Regions from separate parts of the Homo sapiens genome. Here regions 1 and 3 are each linked to region 2. The links are chromatin contacts, found by Hi-C or POLR2A ChIA-PET in ENCODE. All regions are on one chromosome and are shown on one strand. The core of a region is the stretch at or near the end of the contact, and the rest is flanking DNA. Distances in the headings are between cores, read along the strand shown. Region 1 overlaps NEPRO-AS1 (NEPRO antisense RNA 1). Region 2 overlaps NEPRO-AS1 (NEPRO antisense RNA 1). Region 3 holds the start of LOLI1 (lncRNA oncogene in liver cancer 1).

The links. A loop is a pair of places that touch in the nucleus more often than their neighbours do. ChIA-PET counts read pairs that join two places held with the same protein, here RNA polymerase II (POLR2A). Pooled maps may share reads with other maps.
Region 1: a loop to region 2 is called in a map of prostate gland, with 3 times the contacts of the local background. The contact joins two enhancer-like sites. A Hi-C loop is called at or near these places in 3 of 168 maps with a recorded cell type or tissue (PC-3, mesothelial cell of epicardium and prostate gland), 4 of 37 single-sample maps with no recorded cell type and 5 of 50 pooled maps.
Region 3: a loop to region 2 is called in a map of endothelial cell of hepatic sinusoid, with 3 times the contacts of the local background. The contact joins the promoter of LOLI1 here to the enhancer-like site in region 2. A Hi-C loop is called at or near these places in 4 of 168 maps with a recorded cell type or tissue (PC-3, PC-9, endothelial cell of hepatic sinusoid and 1 more) and 5 of 50 pooled maps. POLR2A ChIA-PET finds 5 or more read pairs at or near these places in 3 of 52 experiments (GM12878, RWPE1 and activated CD4-positive, alpha-beta T cell).

What each region holds. Positions count from the first base shown.
Region 1 is chr3:113,083,674-113,086,402 of GRCh38, forward strand. All of the region lies in intron 1 of NEPRO-AS1 (NEPRO antisense RNA 1), which reads left to right. The region is part of intron 1 of LOLI1 (lncRNA oncogene in liver cancer 1); the gene reads right to left. Among named protein-coding and RNA genes, the nearest start is that of LOLI1, 19 kb to the right of the region's middle. Within about 2 kb of position 1,363, at least 3 of the 41 ENCODE cell types and tissues checked have a DNase peak (open chromatin) inside an H3K27ac peak, as active enhancers do.
Region 2 is chr3:113,050,614-113,053,313 of GRCh38, forward strand. All of the region lies in intron 1 of NEPRO-AS1 (NEPRO antisense RNA 1), which reads left to right. LOLI1 (lncRNA oncogene in liver cancer 1) reads right to left here. Exons shown (of 3, transcript NR_189285.1): 3 at 300-1,092. Among named protein-coding and RNA genes, the nearest start is that of RMP64, 32 kb to the left of the region's middle. RefSeq lists an enhancer at 911-1,090. Within about 2 kb of position 1,383, at least 5 of the 41 ENCODE cell types and tissues checked have a DNase peak (open chromatin) inside an H3K27ac peak, as active enhancers do.
Region 3 is chr3:113,103,037-113,105,736 of GRCh38, forward strand. It overlaps LOLI1 (lncRNA oncogene in liver cancer 1), which reads right to left and starts at 1,384. Exons shown (of 3, transcript NR_189285.1): 1 at 1,281-1,384. All of the region lies in intron 1 of NEPRO-AS1 (NEPRO antisense RNA 1), which reads left to right.

The DNA of each region.
Region 1 (2,729 bases), core at 113-2,612, 33 kb after region 2:
TTGCCAGCACTTGTAATGGTTTGTCTTTTTTTTTTTTTTTTTTGAGACGGAGTCTCACTCTATTGCCCAGGCTGGAGTGCAGTGGCGCAATCTCGGCCCACTGCAAGCTCTGCCTCCCAGGTTCACGCCATTCTCCTGCCCCAGCCTCCCAAGTAGCTGGGACTACAGGAGCCTGCCACTACACCAGGCTAATTTTGTATATTTTTAGTAGACACAAGGTTTCACTGCGTTAGCCAGGATGGTCTCAATCTCCTGACCTCGTGATCCACCCACCTTGGCCTCCCAAAGTGCTGGGATTACAGGCATGAGCCACCTTGCCTGGCCTGTCACAGTGGGAGATTTTAACACTTCTCTCAGCAATTGATAGAACTAGATAAAAATTAGTAAGACATAAATGATTTGAACAGCACTATTAATCACCTTGGCCTAATTAATATATTAGAACACCTTGGCCTGGATGTGGTGGCTCACCCCTGTAATACCAACATGTTGGGAGGCCAAGGTGGGAGGACCACTTGAAGCAAGGAGTTCAAGACCAGCCTGGGCAACATAGCAAGACCCTGTCCCTACAAAATTTTTTTTGATTAGCTGGGCGTGGTGGTATGCACTTGTAGTCCTAACTACTCGGGAGGCTGAGGCAGTAGGATTGCTTAAGCCCAGGAGTTGGAGCTTGCAGTGAGCTGTGATTATGCCATTGCATTCCCTCCTGGGCAACAGAGCAAGACCTCATCTCTTAAAAAATAAAAAAAGTTACAATGTGCACCTTTTAAAGTTTGCACAATAAGGAGACGAGAGAGAGGAAAGATTGAACATTAAGATAAACATAAGCTGTTGGAAATTTTGTTGAAAGACATGTTCCATGACATTGATCTTACAGAAAGGTGTGTGGATTTCAACCTAGTCATGATGGATTCTATACCTCATTCTATCGTGCTGAGTTACCATGCACTAGAGATTTAATTTCTCTAAACCCGTTTCTCTATCTGAAAGATGAGAGTAATAACAAATGCCACTCACCACTATCCTGAAGCTTAATTAATGTTCGTAAATGCTTTCAGAAATTTGGAAGGGCAAGATTTTTATGAATACAACACATTATTTAGAAAAGCAAAAGAACACGATCAGAGAAGACTTGGATTGTTTCCCTCTACATAGCCTTTTAATGAGATTCCTCTTTTTGTCTTATAAGGGAAGAAAACCAAATCAGGAGATGACTAATCTCACTGGCTAATCTCTTCCCTTAATGTTCTCTGGACACACAATCTCTCCTAAAGGAGCATGTTGGAATTTTGTCGATCAGATTTCCACATCAGTATAAATACATTCTTTCCTAGAAATATAATAGTGAAACAAGAAGGCTGTGGTTTTTTGAGGAGCTGGCTCTGGGCCCAACAGGCAGATGTTCTTGATCTTTTGCTCTACCTTGGATCTTGTGCAAATCACAGTGCTGTTCAACTTCCTTCCTCATCTGTATAATTGGAATAAATGTGCCACTGTCTGGGAGGTCAAGTGAAAATTAATTAGCTGTGTTTCTTTTTTTTTTTTTTTTTTGAGACAGAATCTCGCTCTGTCGTCCAGGCTGGAGTACAGTGGCGTGATCTCAGCTCACTGCAACCTCCACCTCCCTGGTTCAAGCAAATCCTCCACCTCAGCCTCCGAAGTAGCTGGGATTACAGGCGCACACCACCATGCCTGGCTAATTTTTTTGTATTTTTAGTAGAGTCGGGGTTTCACCATGTTGGCCAGACTGGTCTCGAACTCCTGACCTCAGGCAATCCACCCGCCTCAGCCTCCCAAAGTGCTGGGATTACAGGCGTGAGCCACCACGCCCGGCTGCTGTGTTTTATTTAAGTTCTTCTCCATTGATATTTCAGCACTTAAGTTCTTCCCCATTGATATTTCAGCACTTATGGCCAGCTAATTTTTTTGTATTTTTAGTAGAGTCAGGGTTTCACTATGTTGGCCAGACTGGTCCCGAACTCCTGACTTCACGCAATCCACCCTCCTCGGCCTCCCAAAGTTCTGGGATTACAGGTGTGAGGCACCGCGCCCGGCCACTGTGTTTTATTTAAGTTTTTCTCTATTGATATTTCAGCACTCTCTGCAGTCCTTAGTCGGAACAACACTTCTAGACATTACTTCAATCCCACCACCACGAAATTCTTAATGGAAATGTATATGAAAGAATCTGGGAAGTTTACTAATCATTAAAGATTGAGGTTTCTGTGAATTTCCTAAGATTAGATTTTTAAAAAGGCACAAGAAATCTTTGCCAAATCTATTGACCCCTTTCAATTATGCATTTCATTAAGAACACCAAAATATAAGAGTCTTTTTCCTTCCTCTCTGATTTATCTCTTTGTCGCTGTTTCTCTCTGAATCTCTCTGGGTTTCACTCTTTTTCACTCTTTCTCTACTCTGTTTCTCTTTTCCCTAGGATCTAGTGGACATGTGAAAATGAGTTTAGCTGAGGTGTAATAGCAAAGTTAGCCACCTTGCAGCCTCACTGGCAAATAAAATTCTATTAAACACAACTGTCATCAAACTCATTAGTGCCTCCTCCCCTTGCCTTCTTGCCATTGGGTTGCTAACAAGTTACAATGTTTTTCTCTCTCCTCTCCAGTCCCCCTTGTTTCAAGTTTTGTTCTCTCCTTCTTTCTGCACCGCCTGCCCTGTTGGAGATGCAGGGGCTGCCCCTGTGGCCACCATTGCCACCACCCCCCAGCAGA
Region 2 (2,700 bases), core at 133-2,632:
ACCACATGTTCTCACTCATAGGTGGGAATTGAACAATGAGAACACATGGACACAGGAAGGGGAACATCACACTCTGGGGACTGTTGTGGGGTGGGGGAAAGAGGGAGGGATAGCATTAGGAGATATACCTAATGCTAAATGACGAGTTAATGGGTGCAGCACACCAGCATGGCACATGTATACATATGTAACTAACCTGCACATTGTGCACATGTACCCTAAAACTTAAAGTATAATAATAATAAAATAAAAAAATAAAAAAAGAAGCCTCTCATTTGAATCAAAGACTCAGAAGGCATAAGACTAATACGTTTTATTTAAACTTCTGAAATGAATTTTGGTTTGGAATTAGATCTGAATATATAGGTCTAAACCCTAGTTTAGAGTCTTGAGTGTTTTAAGAATTAGAATTTTCCTGGGTCACATGCTGACTTTCACTTTCTGGAAATGTTTTAAAATGAGCGTACAAGAATTTTATAATGATCTCAAAATACACAAAATGATTGTTCACGAAAAGGAAGAGCAAGTGTGGAGAAATGAGAAACCAGTTCGCAGCAAACAGAAATAAAAAGGGGATGGAATTAAAACTTCTCTTGCTGAGAAATCAGATTCTCATAGAACAACCGTTCCAACTCCATTCATTTAGATGAACTCCGTTCATTTAGATAATAGCTTGAAGTGTAATTATTCCCCGTGGACCTTTGCGCTGACACTTCACAGCATTTGCCTCAGAGATCAGTCGTTATGGCTTGTTCAATACCCGTTTTCTCCACCAGAGGGCAGCAAGAGGCCGCACCAAGATTACTCTCTAAATGAGTCATTCTGGCTTCAGTGAGAAGCCACGTGGAGGAACCTACTACGTTGCAGCCCTCCTCTGCAAACCAAGATCCGCAACCTCAGACAGAATGGAGACAAATCGCCTTATCCCTGGCAGAAGATTTTCAGATAATCGGAGAAACGTCTCACAGGCAAATGCACATGATTTCAAGGCTTGCCCTCTGAAGAAGGAGTCAGTGGTGGTTTTGGACAGGAATGGCATCACTTAAATGTATTTTCAAGGAGCAGAGTCACCTGATGCTGAGAACGGCTAGACTAAAAAAAAAAAAAGAAAGAAAAAAAGTTGATAGGTACTCGAATGTGTTTTATCTGCGTTAAATACGAAATGCCCAAGAATGGGACTTGGAGAAAATGAAATCATTATTTCTACTCTTTGACAGCCTTGAGACAAAATTTCCAAGTCAAATTTATAAGGCCTCGGATTTGGTTGCTTGTTTTGCTTTCTTCTGTCTTGCCAGTTACCTCCTGAGAGTTGGGCAAAGATCAGTAAGATCCCTTTGCTGTGGCTGCCAGCAAGTCTGTGCCTGATTTGACGAGATTCTGAAAAGGTACCAGTGCCTCCTCCCTCCAAGGCCTCTCGTGGAACATAACACCCTAGAACTATGCCAAGAGACAGAGCCAAGCCACATTTCAGTGTCTGCTGCTGCACCAAGCTCTGAGCAGAGGCCATCTTTTCTGCTCAAGAAGTTGTTACTGAATTCTTTCAAGTGCTTGCTTTGGGGACAAAAATGATCAAGAAAGATAGTCTCTGTACAACCAACATTTCCAGGAAACCCATTATTTGTGCATTATCTGTATACTCACAAACACACATAAGCACATGCACACATGCCAAGACACAAAAAGTTTTCAGTTAAGAGAGTCATGTTCCTAAAAGCTTTATCTTTTACACCAGTATTTATTGCTGTCTATCTTCATAAGGTCTACTGTGGGAGATGCTGGCATAGAAAGAACTTTGCCTCAGGAATATACGAGAAAACATAATCAGGGCAGAAAGCAGAGGTATTCAAATAACAAGGTCCTAAAGTGTGTTGCAGCTGATACATGAACTCACATCTAACTCAGGTCAACTCTGGGATAAAAATGAGCATCGAACAGTCTCCTCCCACAAGTATGTAGGCACCATGAGAACAGCAATGTTTAGTTTCTTGTTCCATCCTAAGTGCCCGGAACATTTCTGATGCTCAATTAATGTTTGCCAAATAACAAAAACACTTAGGGAATGTACCATATCAGAGACAAACATACCGTCTCTCAGTAAGTCCCTCCAGCATTAACACAGATTGTGATTTCTTTAGGTTGACACTAGCTGAAGTAGTTGGCTTGGATTTAGGGGCCATGTTGTATGCATCGTTAACAACAATCATATCTAAAGGAGCAAGAAGCTCACCCAGGAGAAGTGTGTGGGCACAGATACTGGTGGAATGAATGGAAGACTCCCATCTAACGCTCTCTCAGGAGGGTTGCTGGATTTAGCAAATAAAAATACAAGGTATTCAGTTACATTTGAATTTCCGATAAATGAGTTTAGCATGGGACAAACTTATATTCAAAAATATTCATTATGTATCTGAAATTCAAAATGAACTTGGCCTCCTGTATTTTACCTGGCAAACCTACCATGGGGCATACACTTTCTGAGTGGAAAGGTGGGAGGATGGTCTGACTTTTTCAATTGTAACCTCTCTTTCTCTCTGGGCACATAGGTTGTATCCTTTTAACTTTAATGTATGAATGCCATTGTAGTATGATAATCACAGTGGATTCCATTTAATCCCATTAAGTGTGCCATCAGAAATCCCAGTATTTTGAAAATGTTCCCTGAGCTTAACGATTTGAGAACCACTAGTGTACAAACTTTAG
Region 3 (2,700 bases), core at 134-2,633, 52 kb after region 2:
GTTTGGCTGTCCTGAGACGGTGAAAAGGAAAAGCCTTCTCTGCTGGTTAGCCCCTCACTTAGAGCTGCCTCAACATCTATTGGAAATTTTCACATCGCATAATTCATCTGTTAACATTCCCTGAAGAGGGTCCAATTTTCAGTGTTCTTGAGGCACTTCTCTGGGAGTTCACCCTTCATAGGGATCTGTTCTTGCAAGAGCTCCTCACTGGGGGAGGGACTATCATGCCCCCATCAATAAAGTGGACCTCTTCTGACCCGGCCCAAGCAATCACTCCCTAGTTTGTTGAACTTTCAGTAAAATATGGCAACAGCACTTAATATGGGATTACCCACAAACCTGTACATTAAGGCTTTAGAGGAAAGGAGACAATGCTGTACCTGTCAAAGATAGAAAAGGGATTGGGAAGGATGCAGGCATTGAAAGACAGCAATGAAGCAGGAAAAGAAATAGCACAAAGTAGGGATAAAATCTTGGCAGTCCTGAGGTAGAAGGTAGCCGAGAAAAGGTGAGAAGCAATGAGGACGAATTGAGTGAGATGGTTTAATTATGATGTGTTTTATGTACCAAGATCTCTGAGGATACAGAGGTAAAGAAGACAGTTTGTTCTCAAGATGTGGTGTGGCAATGAAAACAGTTCTCCATTTGTCACTCAAATAGCCACAGTGGGTTTGAGTTGGGAGAAAACCACTGATCATCCTAACACCAGAAAACTCTTGAGTCAGCACTGCCTTGTTTCATAAGCAGAATAAGCAAGGAAGTAGGTTCTAATTCTAATGTTTGCAAAGTACCTTCCTTGTTTGCTGAGCCACACTTCAAAGGGATTTATGTACATTACCTCGGATTAATCAGTTATCTTAAATTGTCAGTGAAAGCAAGGAAGGTTAAGTGACTTGTACAAGGACACGCAGTTAGTAATTTTTAGAGCCTGGGTCCAACTAGTTCCAAAGTCCCTTTGCATGGCCACTAGTTGGTTTGAATTCAACTTCTCTGCTCCCCTACTTAAGACCCTTTTCCTACTAAGAAAATGAAATTTTACAATTAGATATTTATTCCTTTATCTAAGCACTTTATTCTTTGGTAAATTTCTGTTAAGAGGAATAAGCCATTTTAAAAAGTTTACCATTAATGTATTCCTTGCTGAGAACAAATTTATGAAATGATTTCCTGCAAGAAAATTTTGATTTGTGTGCATGTAGAGTGGGGAGCAGTCAGAAAAAGGATGAAATGAAAGACCAGCACAGAAGAGGGAGGCAAAAGTAGAAGACATCTTTGCTTACATCTCACATTTTTGAGGGCACAAGTGCTGCTGGGGAGAAGGCTTGCCCATCCTCACTTCTCACTCTGTCCAGGGACCTTGTTACACCTCAGAGTTTCAGCGAGTGGGAGGAAACTGGAGAGGAGAATACTGGCAATGGAGAGATGGGGGCGGGAAGGGGGGTGGTGCAGGGAGGGTGGAGACAAAGGGGGAAGTAACTTTTTTAATAAAAAATGATAAGTGATGAATGGAATGGCTAATCCTGGGGAGCCCTGAGAATGCTGGACCGCCAAGCGAGGGTGTCTCTTTTTCACTTTCCTTTTTCTTTTCTTTTTAATTTTCTTTTATTTAATTTCGCTGCAGCACGTATAATCAATTACAGACTGAATTGGGATAAAGGGAGGGGAAGCACTTTAATTCATAAATCAATTTTATACGGTCATCAGTCAGGTTGTGAATGCAAATACCTCTGTCGGTTTAGGTTATTCAGAATTAATTGACTCCCACCGGGCTGGGCTACAGATGGAGAGGGGCTTTCTCACAAAGTCTGCTAGGGCCCGGCATGGGGGCCAACCACTTCCTCCCTCCCCGCTCTGGCCCTCTGGCCAGCCCCCTCTTCTCCTTTAACCTCTGGGCCCCAAACATGGAGATGATGGGGGTGGGCATCCAGCAAGAAGCTGGGTGGATAAGAGCCCAGAAAGGCTGTTTGAAGAAGGAAGGGGATTCACAGAATGATGAAAGCCCCCAAACAAACCCTCTTCAGCCCAGGCCCTGCAGAGACACCTTTATGTGATTAGAAATGCTTAACTTTCAAGGATCTGCTTTTAAGTTCTCTTGAGCTTCTTAAATAAGAAAGAAAAAAGAAAACAAGCAGAAAAGCCAGAGCCCCTGGGCTGAAGCTGAAGGGATATCATTCAAAAACCACTGGGTTGCAGGGTTTGTGTGGCTGCCAGATTTTAGCAGCCAGAGAGCAGCCCAGGACAGAGGCTTAAATGCCAGCAGGCCCAGTGAAAGTGAGTGTGAAGGCCCTGCCCAAGGCACCAGAGAGAACAGCCCTGGGCTGTAGGCCCGCAGCAGAGGATGGAGAGAGAGAATGAATTACGGTGTAGAACGGGCTGACCGAGGCTCCCTAGTTGGGCTGCACCTGTTTCCTAACTTAGGGTCTTCTATCTACAGGAGTTCATTCTAATTTGGAAAAGACACGCACCCATCCACCCACACATTCAACATATTTTGACCTCGACTTTTCCACTTTTTACCCTCAGCTAAATATACTTCTCATTGTGTTGCTCCAAATCAGACTGCCTTACTGGTTTTCAGCACTGTCCTCCTACATGGGAATCACCCAGGAGGTTTGTTTGTTTTGTTTTTCTGTTTGTTTTTTTCATGCTGTTGTCCAGGTCCACCCCTAAAATTCTGCTTTAATTGGTCATGAGTAGAGC